Linked DNA regions of Homo sapiens: region 2 is linked to region 1. Evidence: chromatin loops called from intact Hi-C (ENCODE). Cell type or tissue: ovary. All regions are shown on one strand. Region 1 overlaps GATAD2A (GATA zinc finger domain containing 2A). Region 2 overlaps GATAD2A (GATA zinc finger domain containing 2A).

The links. A loop is a pair of places that touch in the nucleus more often than their neighbours do. Peaks named below come from ENCODE experiments on the same cell type or tissue, not always from the same donor. Only the 100,000 strongest peaks of a DNase experiment are listed, where the experiment ranks them.
Region 2: it touches region 1 in a loop (2.0-fold over the local background); 14 of 110 quality-filtered maps call a loop at or near these places.

What each region holds. Positions count from the first base shown.
Region 1 is chr19:19,487,282-19,495,281 of GRCh38, forward strand. GATAD2A (GATA zinc finger domain containing 2A) reads left to right here. Exons shown (of 12, transcript NM_001384528.1): 3 at 5,025-5,157; 4 at 5,300-5,431; 5 at 7,013-7,102. Among named protein-coding and RNA genes, the nearest start is that of TSSK6, 24 kb to the right of the region's middle. RefSeq lists enhancers at 895-1,678, 1,545-2,744, 1,679-2,462, 1,982-2,261, 3,020-3,269 and 2 more. In ovary, a CTCF peak has its summit at 3,280 (motif pointing left); DNase peaks (open chromatin) are centred at 2,118 and 3,270; H3K27ac peaks cover 3,011 bases.
Region 2 is chr19:19,421,966-19,429,965 of GRCh38, forward strand. All of the region lies in intron 1 of GATAD2A (GATA zinc finger domain containing 2A), which reads left to right. Among named protein-coding and RNA genes, the nearest start is that of MIR640, 9.1 kb to the right of the region's middle. RefSeq lists an enhancer at 6,107-6,610. In ovary, no CTCF peak of the experiment used is centred here; no DNase peak of the experiment used is centred here.

The sequences.
Region 1 (8,000 bases):
TGGGGCCATAGGTCCCTGGGTGCTGTGCCGGTGCCACACCCACCTGAAGGAGGTCGTGATGGCCCCCAGCTCAGGGTGCAGGAACCTGCTTGTCAGACAGGTGCTGACATGTCACCCTGCAAGGCAGGGGGAGGGAGGGCTCATCTTCATAGGGGGGTGGGGTGGGGTGCCGTGCAGGGAGCCAAAGGCACTTAGATGGGCTTGCTGGGCCGAGGGTGGGTGGGCCAGTCACTGGGCTGGGGGTGGCTAAGGAACACAGACCCACCAGCCAGCCCTTCTTGGGAAGCTCTGGGGGGTTTCTGCTCAGACCTGCACTCCCCCGAGTGGAACCCCGAGTTCTGCCATGACCTTCACCCCGAGGCAAGGGGACAGGGCCGGGCAGGCTTCCTGAGGCATGTTGAAGAGGGATGTTCTGCAGGCAGAACATGGCCATGCTGGGCCATGTCTGTGGGCCAGGCCCCAGGAGGGCGGGGGATGTTAACAGCTTGGTTCATGTCAGGTAGGGCCTGGTGAGCCCAAGATGAGTGTTTGCACAAGGGACAAGTGAGCTGGCAGGGCTGGTGTTGGCTCTAGCAGAGCCCTCATCCCACCCTTGCACACAGCCAGCAGCCCACCCTGCTAGGCCTGAAAGAGGTGAGGAGGAAAGGTTCTAGTGGGAAATGGTTCTGTGGCTGGAGAAGGCATTGCTGGGCCCTGCCTGTCTCCCCAAGCCAGCCTGGAGGAGGATTTCTTGTACCGAGGCCTCACGAGCTACAGGTCATGGTCATCCCTAACTTCCCTAGTGTGTGCAAGACTTGGGGGATCTTGCTGAAATACAGACTTTGATCAAGCAGGTCTGGGGCAAGGAGGACACGCTTCATTTATACAAGTTCCGGAGAAGCTGCCCTGCTGCTATGGCGGTGACAGCGGTGGTCAGACATTCACGGGGCCAGCCCCAAGCCCACCTACAGCCTTGCCCCCACCTGCCGCTCCCCTGTTGTGTCTGTCCATCCTGGTAGACTGAACCCTAAGGACAGAAATTCCTTTTATCCAGGGGTTCCTCCCCACTGCCTGCTATAGCACCTGCTTTTTAAATGAGCTCTCAGCAGATGTAAGGAATGAATGAATGAATGAATGAGGGAGAGGGGTATGTCTTTCCTGCATACCAGGCAGGCCTGTTCAGAGAACCACAAAGGTCCCAGCCTCCAAGGACAGCTCCTTCCCGGCACTGGCTGAGGGGACACTAAATATTAACCACGTACTGGCCGCTGGTTGCTGAGCAGCTGAAAGCCATAACCTTTTGCTGTGGAAGTGGGATCGTGTCTCAATTTAAGTTTATAATCCCGGCCTCTCCTCCAGGAAATTCTATGGAAGTTCCTGGCAGGTAACAGAATTTCTGTGCTTGTGAGGTCAGGGCCAGTGCCAGCGGGTCAGGGAGTGGGGGTGGTGCGTGTCAGCGAGCGGGTGAGACCATTTACGCTGATAACAGCCTGGCCTGCTTCCAGGGATTTTTGTAGGTCACATAAAATCTCTTGATCACTACGTTTTACATTAAGGCTTCTCAAGATGGGCAGGACGGGCTTATGGGATTTGTCCTGAACTATCACATCACTTCCAAATAAACTTGGTGCCCGGGACGGCTGCTGTGGAGTGAATGGCAGACGCTGTCCCTGGGCCACGATGCCATCCCTCTCAGCATGTTGGGCTAGATTTCCACTGGTTTTGTTTACTTTAGACAGTTTTTATAATTAAATATTTCCCTGAAATAATGCCTGCAATCATTTTGAGCCACATGCTCTTTTTCCTGAATTAAAGATCTCTTTTAGAAAGTACTGAGACTCTTAAAGCCTCTCTCCTTTAAAAAGTGAGCTTAACAAAGTTTTTCATTTTAGAAACTTAGAGGGGCCAGTGACCCTGCTGTGTGCGGTGTATGTAGAGGTGACTGGAGCCTGTGGTGCAGCAACAGTCCCCTGTGGGCTGGCGCCACACAGGAAGTGCCTGCAGCTCCACAGCCCTGGGGTGAGCCTGGCGCCTCCATTTTCTGACAGTACCTGAACCTTTACCTCCCTTCTCAAAATGAAGGCTGCGTGTCACAAACCGGTTGGAACTGGCCGTTGCCATGGTTTTCACGTTGGAAGGCACAGTTAAAGGGTCATGTGACCAAGGAGGGAAATGCCTTTGTCACATGACTTTTTGGTGGCCTGATTAGCATACAGGAAGTTCACTCCCTGCTGGCTGCTGGGATGCTGAGTGATCATTGATGGGTGGTGACATCATCTCTTGGATGAGTTATTGATTAGTCGCAGGCCAAGATGGGGCCAGGGAGCGCTGTGGGCAGAGCAGCCCTCTCAGGCAGCTTCAGCTGCTAGGTGGTCTGGACCCCTCGCCTACCCTCTTCCTTCAGGCAGGTTTGAATTTTATTAGACATCTCACCTCTGGAAGAAGCACACGCCCTCAATAAGATGATAAGAAGGGTTAAGTCCCTTAGAGCTTGGCTGTCATTTCATTTCAGCTCATGCTAGCCCAGGAATTGTGTCTGTAACTCTATACAAGATGCTGCCTTGGCCCCCTGCTCCCCTGTTCACTTTGGAGGCCACCTGGGTGGAGGCCAGCTGCTGCACCTCTGTGCTGAAGCCTTGGGACTGCCTGCCTCTGAGGTGCTCAGTGTGTGTACACGTCCAGGGAACCTGGAATTAGAGCCCTGAGGTCACCTTGAAAGTCGATCTTGGGCGGCATGGGGCCGGCAGCAAGGAGAGACATGCTGGCGGTTTGCTAAGACCTGAGTGAGGTGTCCTGGGTTACTTTAGAAACAAACTACCCGGTTCTGGGCTTCAGAATGTGGGCTGATAACCCCTTGCCTGGGGGATTGTATACTTCGAAATCGTACCTTTCTGTCCACGCCCAGGTCTCTGGTGAGAAGCTGCTTCATCAGGGCTAGGACCAGCGTTCAGGTACAGCCACCACGTAGCTGTGGTGGGTGGAATTAGGAGGGACCAGAGGAGAGCAAGTAAAGCGGTTCCTGAGTCCAGCATCTGGCGAGTCCAGGGTAGCATTGGTGAAGCCTTAACCTCTGGTGCTCTGTGTCTACCCTTCCCTGAGGACGCAGCTCATGGGTGTGGAGGGGACCTCAGAGGTCCCGAGGGCTGCTAGAGCAGAGTCAGGTTCTTCATCCTAGCGACTCTCCTCAACCCTGCCGGGGTCTAATTATCAACTAGACCCTGGCACAGCAAGAGCCAGGACAACTTTGAGCTGCGGCAACCAGTTAACTTTGTCCGAGTTTGTTCTCTGGGTCACAGTGCCACCTAGAGGACGTGTCTGTCCTTGGCTGGTTTTCCTGCTGACAAAAAAAATGGACTTGATTCACTTCGATGAATGTACAATGAGGCCGAGGCGGGCGGATCATCTGAGGTCAGGAGTTCAAGACCACCCTGGCCAGCATGGTGAAACCCTGTCTGTACAAAAATACAAAAAAAAAATTAGCCCGGCATGATGGTGCATGCCTGTAATCCAGCTACTCAGGAGGCTGAGGCAGGAGAATCACCTGAACCGGGGAGGTGGAGGTTGCAGTGAGCCGAGATTGCACTACGGCACTCCAGCCTGGGCGACAGAGCAAGACTCCATCTCAAAAAAGAAGAAAGAGAATACAATGAACCCAGATCATCAGGGACAGTTTGCCTTGTGCCGTCAGCAAATGGAGCTGCTTGGTTGGGGACAAAGTGCCATCTTTGGGACTTGCGTTGGGTCAGCGACACCACAGCAGGTGTTCAGCCTTGCGCCTTCAGTAGTGTCAGCTGTACACATACATCCTAGAGGATCGTTCACAGGAAAGGGAAAATCAGACTAGTGTGTTCCTGCCTGGGTCAAATGACTTGGGGTGCCTTGAGCACTTGTCTCGGAGCCTGGCCTGCAGTTAGCACAGAATGGATATTCACTGTTTCCCAGTTCTGATGAATAACAGCAGCTCATCAGCCACACTCTTAGACGTTTGTGACCATACTTTGACAAAATAACAAAAGAGGAAAGCCTGCAAGTACTTCCCCGATTGTCCCCTGGTGCTTCCCAACTGGTAGTGAGATGCCGTGGGCCGACGGTGAAAAGGGGAGGAACAGGCCTTAGGTCAAGTTCACAGGTGGAAGTGAGCTCCCCAGACCGTGGCAAATTCATTAGAAAGAAAAAGGTGTGGGGGCTGGAATCATGAGAACTGTCTCATGTTGCAGTTTTGAGCTGGGACTTACGGAGTGGGCAGCAGGGTAACAGGCAGAATGACCTTGGCATCCACGTGGGGCTGGAGGCAGCCAGCCAGAAACCAGTCCATGAGTAGATCAGGCAGGTGAAGAGTCTCTGGTCTTTGAGAGAACTTGTGTCCTAGTCAGTTTCAAAACAGACAGCCACTGCCGCCATGTGGGGCCCAAGAAGGGCCATCTAGCACCTGGTGCCACCTTGTGAGCAAGCTGGCAGCCTGTGGATACACCCCTCGGTCTTCTGGGGACAGGTTGGCTGCCAGGTGTGAGGGCTTTGGCCTGCCTGAGTGGAGAGAAGAAAATCTGGTTCACGCAGGGAGCTGGGCTCCCCTTCAAGGGGTTTCCACCATGGCCAGGGGCTGCGGGCTGGTGGCGAGGCACACACATGCCATCAGACCCAGCATGCTCAAGCCCCCACAATGGCTAACACTGAGCAGGGCCCCAGGATCCCGAGCCGAGTGTTTACCTGATCCGAGGCACACGGTAGAGGGAGCAGCCATGTTTTCCAAAGTCACCATGTCATGCTCAGGGGCATACGCACCCTCAGCCCTGGCGACATGGCGGCAGGCATGAAGTCCCTACCATCAGGGTGCCCACCTGGGCACTGGGATTGGGTGCCCTATGACGTGTGGGTAAGAAGAAGGAGGCAGCCTGGGAGCCATGGGGCAGGGCAGGGGATGTGGAGGATGCAGGGCAGACAGGGAACAGACGGGGAGGTCTCAGCTCCCTGCCATGTGTCCACAGGGGTGGGCACTGGGTCCAGCTGTCAAGGGCGCTCTGGTCACTACTGTCTCCACCCCACAGTGACATGAAGTCCGAGAGGAGACCCCCCTCACCTGACGTGATTGTGCTCTCCGACAACGAGCAGCCCTCGAGCCCGAGAGTGAATGGGCTGACCACGGTGGCCTTGAAGGAGACTAGCACCGAGGCCCTCATGGTGAGCCACGTGTTGGCGCTGCCGCCGGAGCCCCACTGTGCCCTTCCTACTCATGACACCCTCAGGTGGAGCTAGTGATGGCAGGGCCTCTGCTCCTCACCAAGGACGCTCCCTCTCAACCCTGTTCCTCTCGCCCCTGCAGAAAAGCAGTCCTGAAGAACGAGAAAGGATGATCAAGCAGCTGAAGGAAGAATTGAGGTTAGAAGAAGCAAAACTCGTGTTGTTGAAAAAGTTGCGGCAGAGTCAAATACAAAAGGAAGCCACCGCCCAGAAGGTGCGTGCCTGTCTCCCCTCCTTCCTGGGCCAGCAGGAGCGCCTGGCCTTGCCTTGATCCCCTCATCAATGTCAGCGGCCAGAAAGGTGAAAGGGCTTCCTTGAGGGAGTATAGGGCAAGGTCCCACTCCCGCATTTGTGGACTCCAGTGTGCATTTTGGATTCAGCTTACAAGATGTTAAAGTGAATTTCAGTCTAGAGTATTCTGGTTCTGAGGGTCTAAAGCTCACTTTTTTTTTTTTTTTTTTGAGATGGAATCTCACTCTGTCGCCAGGCTGGAGTGCATTGACGCAACCTTGGCTCACTGCAACCTCTGCCTCCTGGGTTCAGGTGATTCTCCCGCCTCAGCCTCCCGAGTAGCTGGGACTACAGGCGCGTGCCACCACACCCAGCTAATTTTTGTGTTTTTAGTGGAGACGGGGTTTCACCACATTGGCCAGGATGGTCTGGATCTCTTGACCTCGTGATCCGCCCACACGGGCCTCCCAAAGTGCTGGGATTACAGGCGTGAGCCACTGTGCCCGCCCTAAAGCTCACTTAGACAACAGGTGTCAAGGAAGTGGAGCACAGATGTCTGGTGCCGCTGGAAGCATGTTTCTGGGTGAAGCACTCTGTGCAGAAAGGCCGCCTGCACTGTGGGCGCAGGGGATGCCCCAGTCTCTACCATCATCCCTCCTGCTGTGTGCGTCTCAGTCCCCTCCCAGCTGCAAGTGTGCTGAGCTCCCGTGGATCTCAGCCCCAACTGTCGGGAGGGTCCTGCTTCTGTTTCTTCTTCCCTGGAGCCCGAAGCTCGCTGTTGCGCTGCTTCTAGATGCAGCTTAATGGGCAGCGAGGTTAAGTTTATTTTGTTAGGCTTTTTGAGTGCTCTGTTCTGGGAAACTCCGACCTTCCAAGTACTTTAGTCATTGCCTCAGTGACCCAGAAAGTAAGTGTGTTCTGGGCAGCAGGAGCTGAAGGAAGGACAGGACTCTCTCTGCTCTGGCTTGGGGTTTGTTTTTTGAAACCCTGCCCCCACTGCCCCCGCGCCCCCTCCCCGCCCCCCACCTTACACCTACCTAGTTAGCAAGTGGATTGGAAAGAGCCTGCTGGTTTCTTTTTTCTATTTCTTTGTCACTTGTCGAAAACTCATGGAGGGACACCAAGTCTGTCACTGGCCCTTCTCTACTGGAACATGCAGCTTTAAAAAGTGCCCAGAGTCACCGTTTTCTCACTGAGATTGAGATCTCCCTGTCTGGGCCATGGGTCCTTTGCCTCAGCAGTGCTGCCACCATCAGCCATTCTGTCCCCTAGAGGGCACAGCGGGTGCCAGGATACTGCGTGGGTGTCAGGGAGCAGCCAAGAAGTGATGCTGAGAGTAGGGGGTGGGGCTGCTGGAAAATCTCTTCTAGGCCCATGTAGAAATTGTCACTTCCCACTGCAGATGGGGTCACTTTCAGCCTTCAAGCAGAACCTCTGAGCGCCTGATGCCGTAGAGGAGGAAGACAGTCAGTCCTCTTCGGCAGCATTAAATCTTGGCAACTCCGTGTGAGGAGAGGGACCGGCCCGGTGGCCCCTCACCTCCTGGTGTCCTGCTCTCTTGCAGCCCACAGGTTCTGTTGGGAGCACCGTGACCACCCCTCCCCCGCTTGTTCGGGGCACTCAGAACATTCCTGCTGGCAAGCCATCACTCCAGGTCAGTGTCCTTTCTGCGTCTCACTGGGTGCCCTGCTGGCACTGCTGCTGTCAAGCACAGGCTCCTCGGGCTCCCAAACAGCCCTGGCCCAGGTTCTGCAAGAGGTTGCGCTTTCCTTCTGAGTAGGCTGGAGTGAGGCCCTCCAGCCCACAGCCTAGGGGAAGAAGCACACGTGCACTTTCCAAGCCCCACGGCCCAAAGTAGGCCACTGTTAATGTCACAGACAGAAATCATGGCCAACACTGGAAGGGGGCTTTCCAGTGAGCGCCCCTAGCAAGCCTGATCTCCCTTCGTGTTGACTCTTCCGGCCAGAGAGCCTCCTTCCAGGGCCTCCAGGTGAGGGGCAGAGGTTTTCTCCCAGCCATATGGCTGAGGTCAGAAGAGGCCCTCCTGCCCCTCCCTCTCAAACAGGCCTGAGCCCTCAGCTTGCTCTAGGGGGTGACCATGCCCATCCTGCCGTGGGCCGGCCAGTGTCACGTGAGAATGAACTGCCACGTTGGTGGGACTCACTCAGGAGTGAGCCCAGGTTTGCACGGCTCTGGGTGGAGTCACTATTCCTTGTTCCAGTATCTAGAATCAGTAGTCATCTTTCTTAATTTTGTGTTATACGTTTGCCTTGTTAGTTTGTTTGAGACAGGGTCTTGCTCTGTTACCCAGGCTGGAGTGCAGTGGCACGATCTCAGCTGACTGTAGCCTCTGCCTTCTAGGCTTAAGCCATCCTCCTGCCTCAGCCTCCCAAGTAGCCAGGATTACAGGCACACACCACCATGCCTGGGTAATTTTTCCATTTTTTGTAGAGATGAGGTTTCACTGTTACCCAGGCTGTTCTCAAACCCCTGGGCTCAAGATATCCACCCGCCTTGGCCTCCCAATGTGTTGGAATTACAGGCGTGAGCCA
Region 2 (8,000 bases), 65 kb before region 1:
CTCCCACCACCATGCCCAGCTAATTTTTGTATTTTTGGTAAAGACTAGGGTTTCACCATGTTGGCTAGGCTGATTTCGAACTCCTAACTTCAGGTGATCTGTCCTCCTTGGCCTCCCAAAGTGCTGGGATTACAGGCGTGAGCCACTGCACCCAGCCAGACCTTCTTATTTTTAGGCAGTGATTCTAGTGAAATTTACATTGTTCTTTATAACATATCAGCATTTTCATACTGAAGCCTCTTCCCAGCAAGGAAAACGCCATTTGAGGCAGAAACAGCAAGCATATTTCAAGGCTCTGGGATTGCTTGCTTCCCACCGCAGGAGGCAGGCGGTTTGGCCTTTGCTATCTGGCTCCTCTTGGAGCAGGGTTCCCCAGGTGCCAGCCCCCACCAGCACAGTTTTTCTCTCTGCTTGCTCCCTGGAAGCTGGCTGTTGGGCCACACAAGCAGAACTCCTCCTAGCTGGCAGAGCCCCACGTCCACCTGGCACCTGCTTTCCCCAAGCCTCGGTGTCCCTTCTGTGACATCTAAGACTTCAGGGAGGCATTGCTTCCTCCATCTTGGCCTCAGTTTATCCTGTAAGGGCTGGGGATAGTGGTGAGGACAGTTGACAGTTCTGTGAAACACTCTGAGGAGCCCTTGCTCTTCTTGCATCTTCCAATCATACTTTTATTGTCTGATACTATACATTGTCAAGGAGGTGTGGAGTATGTGTACAGCCTTGCATTTCTCTATTCTTTTTGTTTTTGTTGTTTTTTTTTTTTTGAGATGGAGTCTGGCTCTGTCACCCAGGCTGGAGTGCAGTGACGCGATCTTGGCTCACTGCAAGCTCCGCCTCCCGGGTTCATGCCACTCTTCTGCCTCAGCCTCCCAAGTAGCTGGGACTACAGGCGCCCACCACCACGCCCGGCTAATTTTTTGTATTTTTAGTAGAGACAGGGTTTCACCGTTTTAGCCAGGATGGTCTCGATCTCCTGAACTCATGATCTGCCCGCCTCGGCCTCCTGAAGTGCTGGGATTACAGGCGTGAGCCACTGCGCCCGGCCTTTTGTTTGTTTTTGAGTTAGGATTTCGTTCTGTCATCCAGGCTGGCGTGCAGTGGCACAAAAATGGCTCACTGGAGCCTTGACTTCCTGGACTCAAGTGATCTTCCCACCTCAACCTCCCGAGTGGCTGGGATTGCAGGTGCGCACCACCACTCCCAGCTAATTTGAAAATATTTTGTAGAGACAGAGTCCCATTGTATTGCCTAGGCTGGTCTCAAACGCCTGGGCTCAAAGCAGTCCTCCTGTCTGTCTCCCAAAGTGCTGAGGTTACAGGCATGAGCCACCACACTTGGCCTATTTCTCTCTTAATTGGCGTATGCGGTGGCGGCTGAGATTTGCTGATAGATTTTGCCATTGTTATAGTTTCTTCATTTATACTTTGCAGCATTTCAGTCATCACATGATTTTTGTGATGGCTGTGGTGCGTCATCAGTTTGCCGCAGTGATGAAGCTTCTGGGACTAAGAACCAGCTTGTTGGCCTGGTTCTTGGGCAAGGCCCTGAGAATCCTGGGCTGAATGCCCCCCTGAGCTGACCACGTGGCCTTAGCCAGGGCCATTGGTGCCATGGCGTGGTTAGTGGATGGTTCCAGCCAAGTCTGAGAATTTACCGAATTGACTGTTTGATTTGGCAGCTGATGGTCAGAGAAATTGAATTCTGCCTCTTAGCAAAGGAAGCTTGGTGGATTTCTAGAATTCTTTGTTGTAGAGGGGGTTGGGGATGGCGTGGGCAGAATGAATGCGAAGTGTGGGGGCTTGAGGTCTGCCAGGCCCTCCCACTTGCCCTAAACTGGACTTGGAGGTGTCTGGAAGGTTGTGGGTGGACAGCACTGACCTTGCTGCTTGGCCAGTTGTTCCCCAGCCACTCTGGATTCGGATCTAGGTGGACCCTATGGTATCCTAGAAACTACCTTTATGTTCTTTTCTTTTAAGAAACAGTGTCTTGCTCTGTCATCCTGGCTGGAGTGTAGTTGCATGATCATGGGTCACTGTAACATTTAAACTCCAGGGCTCAAGTGATCCTTCCACCTCAGCCTCCCGAGTAACTTGGGACTACAGGTATGCACCACCACACCCAGCTAGTTTTTAAATTTTTTATAGAAACAGGGTCTCACTGTTTTCTAGGGCTGGTCTTAAACTCTTGGGCTCAAGTGATCCTCCCACCTCAGCGTCCCAAAGGGCTGGGATTACAGGCATGAGCCACTGCATGTGGCTTTGTAAGTTTTTGTTGTTGTTTTTGATACAGGGTCTTGCTCTGTCGTCCAGGCTAGAGTGCAGTGGCGTGATATTGGCTCACTGTATCCTCCACCTCCCAGGCTCAAGTGATTCTCCTGCTTCAGCGTCCTGAGTAGCTGTGACCATAGGCATGAGCCAGCATGCCCAGCTAATTTTTGTATTTTTTGTAAAGACGGAGTTTTGCTATTTTGCCCAGGCTGGTCTTGAACTCCTGAGATCAAGAGGTCTGCCCCCCTCAGCCTCCCAAAGCGCTGGGATTACAGGTGTGAGACACTGCGCCTGACCTCCACTGAGTTTTTAAATTTTTTGTAGAGATGGGGGTCTCTCTCTGTTGCTCAGGCTGGTCTCGAACTCCTGGCCTCAAGTGATCCTCCTGCCTCGGCCTCCCAAAATGCTGGGATTACAGGCATGAGCCATCATGCCTGGCCTGGCGCTTTACTTTTGACCATGTGACACACCTGTGGTTGGGGTCTGGGGCCTCAGAGGCAGCGACTGTGCTGTGCATTGGTGAAGGAAGCATCCTCACCTTTCCAGGAGGTTGCCCATATGACAGGTTAGGTGTTGTTCCTGCTTGAAAAACAAACTTGAGCTGGGTGTGGTGGCTTGTGCCTGTAATCCCAGCACTTTGGGAGGCTGAGGCAGGATGATTACTTGAAGCTAGGAGTTTGAGACCATCCTGGGCAACATAGTGAGATCCCATCTCTACAAAAAATAAAAAAGGTGTGGTGCAGTCATTGACACCTATAATCCCAGCCCTTTTGGAGGCCAAAGTAGGAGGATTGCTTGAGGCCAAGAGTTCAAGACTAGCCTGTGCAACAATAAAAAAAAAAAAAAAACCCAAACTTGAGAAAACTTGCCATAAGAATAGAATAACTGGAGGTTTTATTTCTTGGCATTAAGTGAACAAAACCCAGCCACTGACCGTAAAGGTAATACAATTAGTTGAAATATTGCAGTGTGGGGAGGCTATTTGGGTGGCAATTTGTTGGGGACAAGGCTGGCTGTCATTAGAACCTTCTGTGTGCATTCTCCTATGATGGAGGCAGTGTCTTCTGCCAGATGGAGCCTTTTGGGATCCTCCCAAATTTTTTTATTTTGACTGGTCCTGGCCATTCGGCTGTTCCCTCCCCTCCCCTTTATTAGAGTCATCCCAAGAGGACTCTGTGCTTTGTGGTCACAGGTCACACAGGTGCATGTGCAAAGGAGATGGCCTGTTTAGAGGTGAATGAGGTGGGAGCACCAGATAGTTGTTTACCCCCTTTCCCCTTACTCTATTCAGGAGCACTTGACCAAGCCATAATTAGCATGCTTTGCACATTTCCAATCTGAAATGATTGGCAAAGAAATGCCCGCTCTCTTGTTCCAGTTGGGTACCTCAGGCGGGGTCACTGGGCATTTTGTTTTTCACCCAGCATCTGTGGACTCAGCCACACACCGGCCTGGCAGACAGCTCCCCAGTGCAGCAACTCCCATGGGCCCAAGGGATTATAGGCAGGCTTGGAGCTCAGAACTTGACAGGGGACATAGTGGTTTTCTTTTTCTTTTCTTTTCTTTTTTTTTTTTTAGACAAGGTCTGGCTCTGTCGCCCAGGCTGGACTGCAGTGGCTCAGTGTCTGCTCACTGCATCCTCCACCTCCTGGGCTTAAGGCATCTTCCCATGTCAGCCTCTAGCGTAGCTGGGACTACAGGTGCTCCGCCACGCCTGGCTAATTTTTGTATTTTTTGTAGGGATGGTGTTTTGCTATGTTGTCCAGGCTGGTCTCGAACTTGTAAGCTCACGCAATCCATCCACCTCGGCCTCCCAAAGTGCTGGGATTACAGGCATGAACCACTGCACCTGGCCCCTGCAGACATAGTGGTTTTCTTTTTAATGATGTTAATTAGTAGGGGCACTATGGGTGGGTTGTCTGGAGTTTCCCTTGTCTAGAGTTAGATGTGATGGGAGCTCAGGGCTCATACCCAGCCGTGGGTCCATATAAGTCTTCGTGTGTCTAGCTTGGGTGCTCCAGGAAGTGTATTTGGGATGTCTCTGGCTTCTATTCCACAAACTTAGAGGAGAAGTTTGTACCCAAGATGAGCTAGTCATCTCCATTCACACAACAAGCATTCCTTGGCTTATGGCTGTGAGACAAGGCTAGAGTCCCCGGGAGGTACTGTTCTTCTGCAGCTAAGAGCTGGGATCAGGCCGGCAGACTTGTCCATCTATGACATAATGTGTGGCCGCTGCTGTTACCTCACCATTCCATGTGTTTCCAGTGCTTTTTAATTTAATTTTTATTTTTTTGAGATAGAATCTTGCTCTTTTGCCCAGGCTGGAATACAGAGATGCGATCTTGGCTCACTGCAGCCTCCGCCTCCTGGGTTCCAGTGATTCTTGTGCCTCAGCCTCCCGAGTAGCTGAGACTACAGGCACACACCCCTACCCCTGGCAAATTTTTTTTGTATTTTTAATGGAGATGGGGTTTCACCATGTTGCACAGGCAGGTCTCGAACTTCTGGCCGCAAGCGATCCACCCGCCTCAACCTCCCAAAGTGCTGGGATTACAGGCGTGAGCCACTGCCCCCGGCCTCCAGTGCTTTCTTTATGCGGCTTATTTGAGAAGCGGAGGGAAGGACTAGTTGGTAGTGAAGCATGTCAGTGGCATGGCTGAGCTGGGGAGCAGAGTTTCAGAACCATGCTTTGTTTGGCACCATGGGTATACCAGGCTCATGTGCTTTTTTTCTGTACACGCTTTGGCATGTGATGTGTGTGGCTCTGCCTTGAGGACATTATGCTGAGTAAGAGAAGTCAGGCTCAAAAAGACACACTTATGATTGCACCTATATGAGGTTCCTAGACTCTCAAATTCTTAAAGACAGAAGGAAGAAGGGGGGTTGCCAGGGGTTGGGGGCAGAGAGATGAGAGTGAGTATTTAATGGGGATAGAGTTTCAGCTGGGGAAGATGGTAAGTTCTGGAGATGGATGGATGATGGTTGCACAACAGTGTGACTGCACCTAATGCCACTGAACTGTGAACTCAAAATGGTTAAGATGTAAATTTTGTGTACGTTTTACCACAATAAAAAAATGAACCTTTCTGAATTCAGAAATATTCTATACCTTTATGACAACATGTATTCTGTCCTCTCAGAATTAGCTTGGGGACAAAGGGACAAAGGCACACACACTCATTTCCTAGCTTGTGCTAAGTACTGGGGGTGGGGGTGGGGTTAAAAAAATGCACGTGGTTCTAGAAGGCTCTTAATGACATCATCTTGGGATCACAATGTTAGAGTGCGGATATTCTATGGGTTTTCTTCAGTCCCTGGACAGGTGGGGTCATCCTAGGACCCCTGCAATCTTTAGGGGATTTAGGGAGAAACAGTGTCCAGGAACATCTGAGGTCTCTGTTCCCGTGCATTGCTTGGGGATTGAAGGTATTTCTTTCTTTCTTTCTTTTTTTCTTTTTAGATGGAGTCTTATTCTGTCGCCAGGCTGGAGTGCAGTGGTATGATCTTGGCTCACTGCAGCCTCCGCCTCCCAGGTTCAAGCGATTCTCCTGCCTCAGCCTGCTGAGTAGCTGCGACTACAGGCGTGCGTCACCACACCCAGCTAATTTTTGTATTTTTAATAGGGACATTTTTAGTATTTTTAGGGTTTTACCATGTTGGCCAGGATGGACTCGATCTCCTGACCTCATGATCCACCTGCCTCAGCCTCTCAAAGTGCTGGGACTACAGGTGTGAGCCACCGTACCCAGCCTCGAAGGTATTTTTTATTTTCCTATATCTGTTTGTCAGTGAGTTTCCTTTAATACAGCAGTGTGTTGGTATTTTTATTTTATTTTTATTTCGAGACCAGTTCCTAGATCCTCAGTATTAGAGAAGTCATTTCCTCTTTTGTTCTTGTGACATTTTCTTCTGGTGTCCTTTAATACTGCAATACATCAGGCATCTGAAATACTAAACACTTAAATGTTTCAGACACTTCCTAAGGCCTCAGTGTCATCTGCACGTAGACATTTGGTTTCTGGGCACTTAAGATCTGGGGTCGATAGGCAGTTTAGGACTGCTGCATGCACTGCCCAGGCAGCTGCTGGGAGCCTGGGTGGAAACAATAAGAGGAGCATCCAGATAGAGGTAGCAATGTTTTGAGGAACAACATTAATCATAATAATAAAAGAAAGAAGTAGTTGCTTCTGTTTGAGAAGCTGCCTGGTGCCAGGGCCTGTCACTGGGTTCTCAGGATGGTCTGGAGGCCTGAGGTAGGTTCCACGCAGGCAGGCAGGCTCCCCGGGAGGGCATTGGGCCCACTGTTTAACTGCCAGGTGAGCCAGGCTGGGCAGAATGTGCTAGGAGGAAGCTCGTGAGCATTTGGGATGGTTTGGAGGGAGGCCTGGAGTGCCAGGGAGCGAGAGGGGTGTGGTGCTGGAGTCTGAGCTTACCAGAGGGCAGGGCTCTGGACCCGCATGAGAACTGTGAATGGGGTTTTAGGGTGGGACACAGCCTCTGCCATAAGAAAGGATACGGGGAGTGCAGAGTGTGGGCACCACTGACACTGGGGCAACTCTCAATTCTCAGTGGTGGCCTGAGGGAAGCCCTTCAGACACAGGGTCCCCACAGCTCCCCAAATAGCATGCCAGGGGTGGGGCAGGAGGGGGACATTGGCCGCGCCCCGAAGCTCTGGACTCACCCCAGGGGCTGTGCCGTGCCCATGGCTGTAGTCTTGCCTATCTCCATGTGGCTTCTTCCTGGCACTGATTAACTATTTTAATTAAAGACAGCATTTGTATGTTTTTTTTTTTTTTTTTGCCTCCAGCCGGTGGTAGAAACCTCTTGGTTGGGTCCTGACAACTCGTGGAGGTCCCCATTTTGTAGTCTCCTCCTCCGTGCCCACGTGGGTGTTAGATGAGGTGATGCGCAAGCGCCTTGTGTCCATGGAGCATGGAGCCTTTGGGAAGTGGGATGCTCGATTTCAAGTAGCAAGTTTCAGCAAAAAGTTCCAGCATCGTGGTCCATGGTGAGGGGCTGGGGGGGAGAGCTTGCCTGAGTAACAGGTGCTTGAACCCAAAGGATGGGTGGGAGCTAGGAGGGGCTCTCCTGGCCATGGGAACGGTGCGTGCAAAGGTCTGGCACGGGGAGTAGGCAGGCGTGCTGGGTCTGAGGAATTGAAAGGAGGCCAGGTGGTTGGAGCGGGAGCATGGAACGTGTATGCTCCTTCACATGCACGTAGCGCACTTGCGGCTGAAGTGGGCCGGGCCTTGAAGGCCGTGGTGAGGTGCTCTGACGCTGGGTGGACCTGGGAAATTAAGGAGGGCCGTCTGGTTTATTATGGGGAGTAGAAGATGGTGGAAGTGGAAGACAGCCAGTACATGCCTTAGGCTGCCGGCCTGCCCCTGCCTGTCTCCTCCTTCAAGGAGGCTGTGGTTCCCATGGCTGAGGGAGGAGACAGGCAGGGGCAGACCAGGGGCCTACAACATGTACTGGCTGTCACCCTAATGGGAAGCTCAGTTTGAGAGCAGAGGTGGGAACTCCGGCCTCCAGTGCCAGCTCTGGTTGCCAAGGATGGGCTTGTGTGGCCAACCTCACGATTGGGTCTTGGTCCTCCCGGGGCTGATTCTCCGCATCTCTAGTCTGCCAAGTCATACTCTTCCCCACAGAGGGTTGATGGGGCTCTGTGCCTTGGGGAGAGCGGGGACTGCTCAGGGACCGACCTGAACACCTCCTCAATGTGCCTCTCCC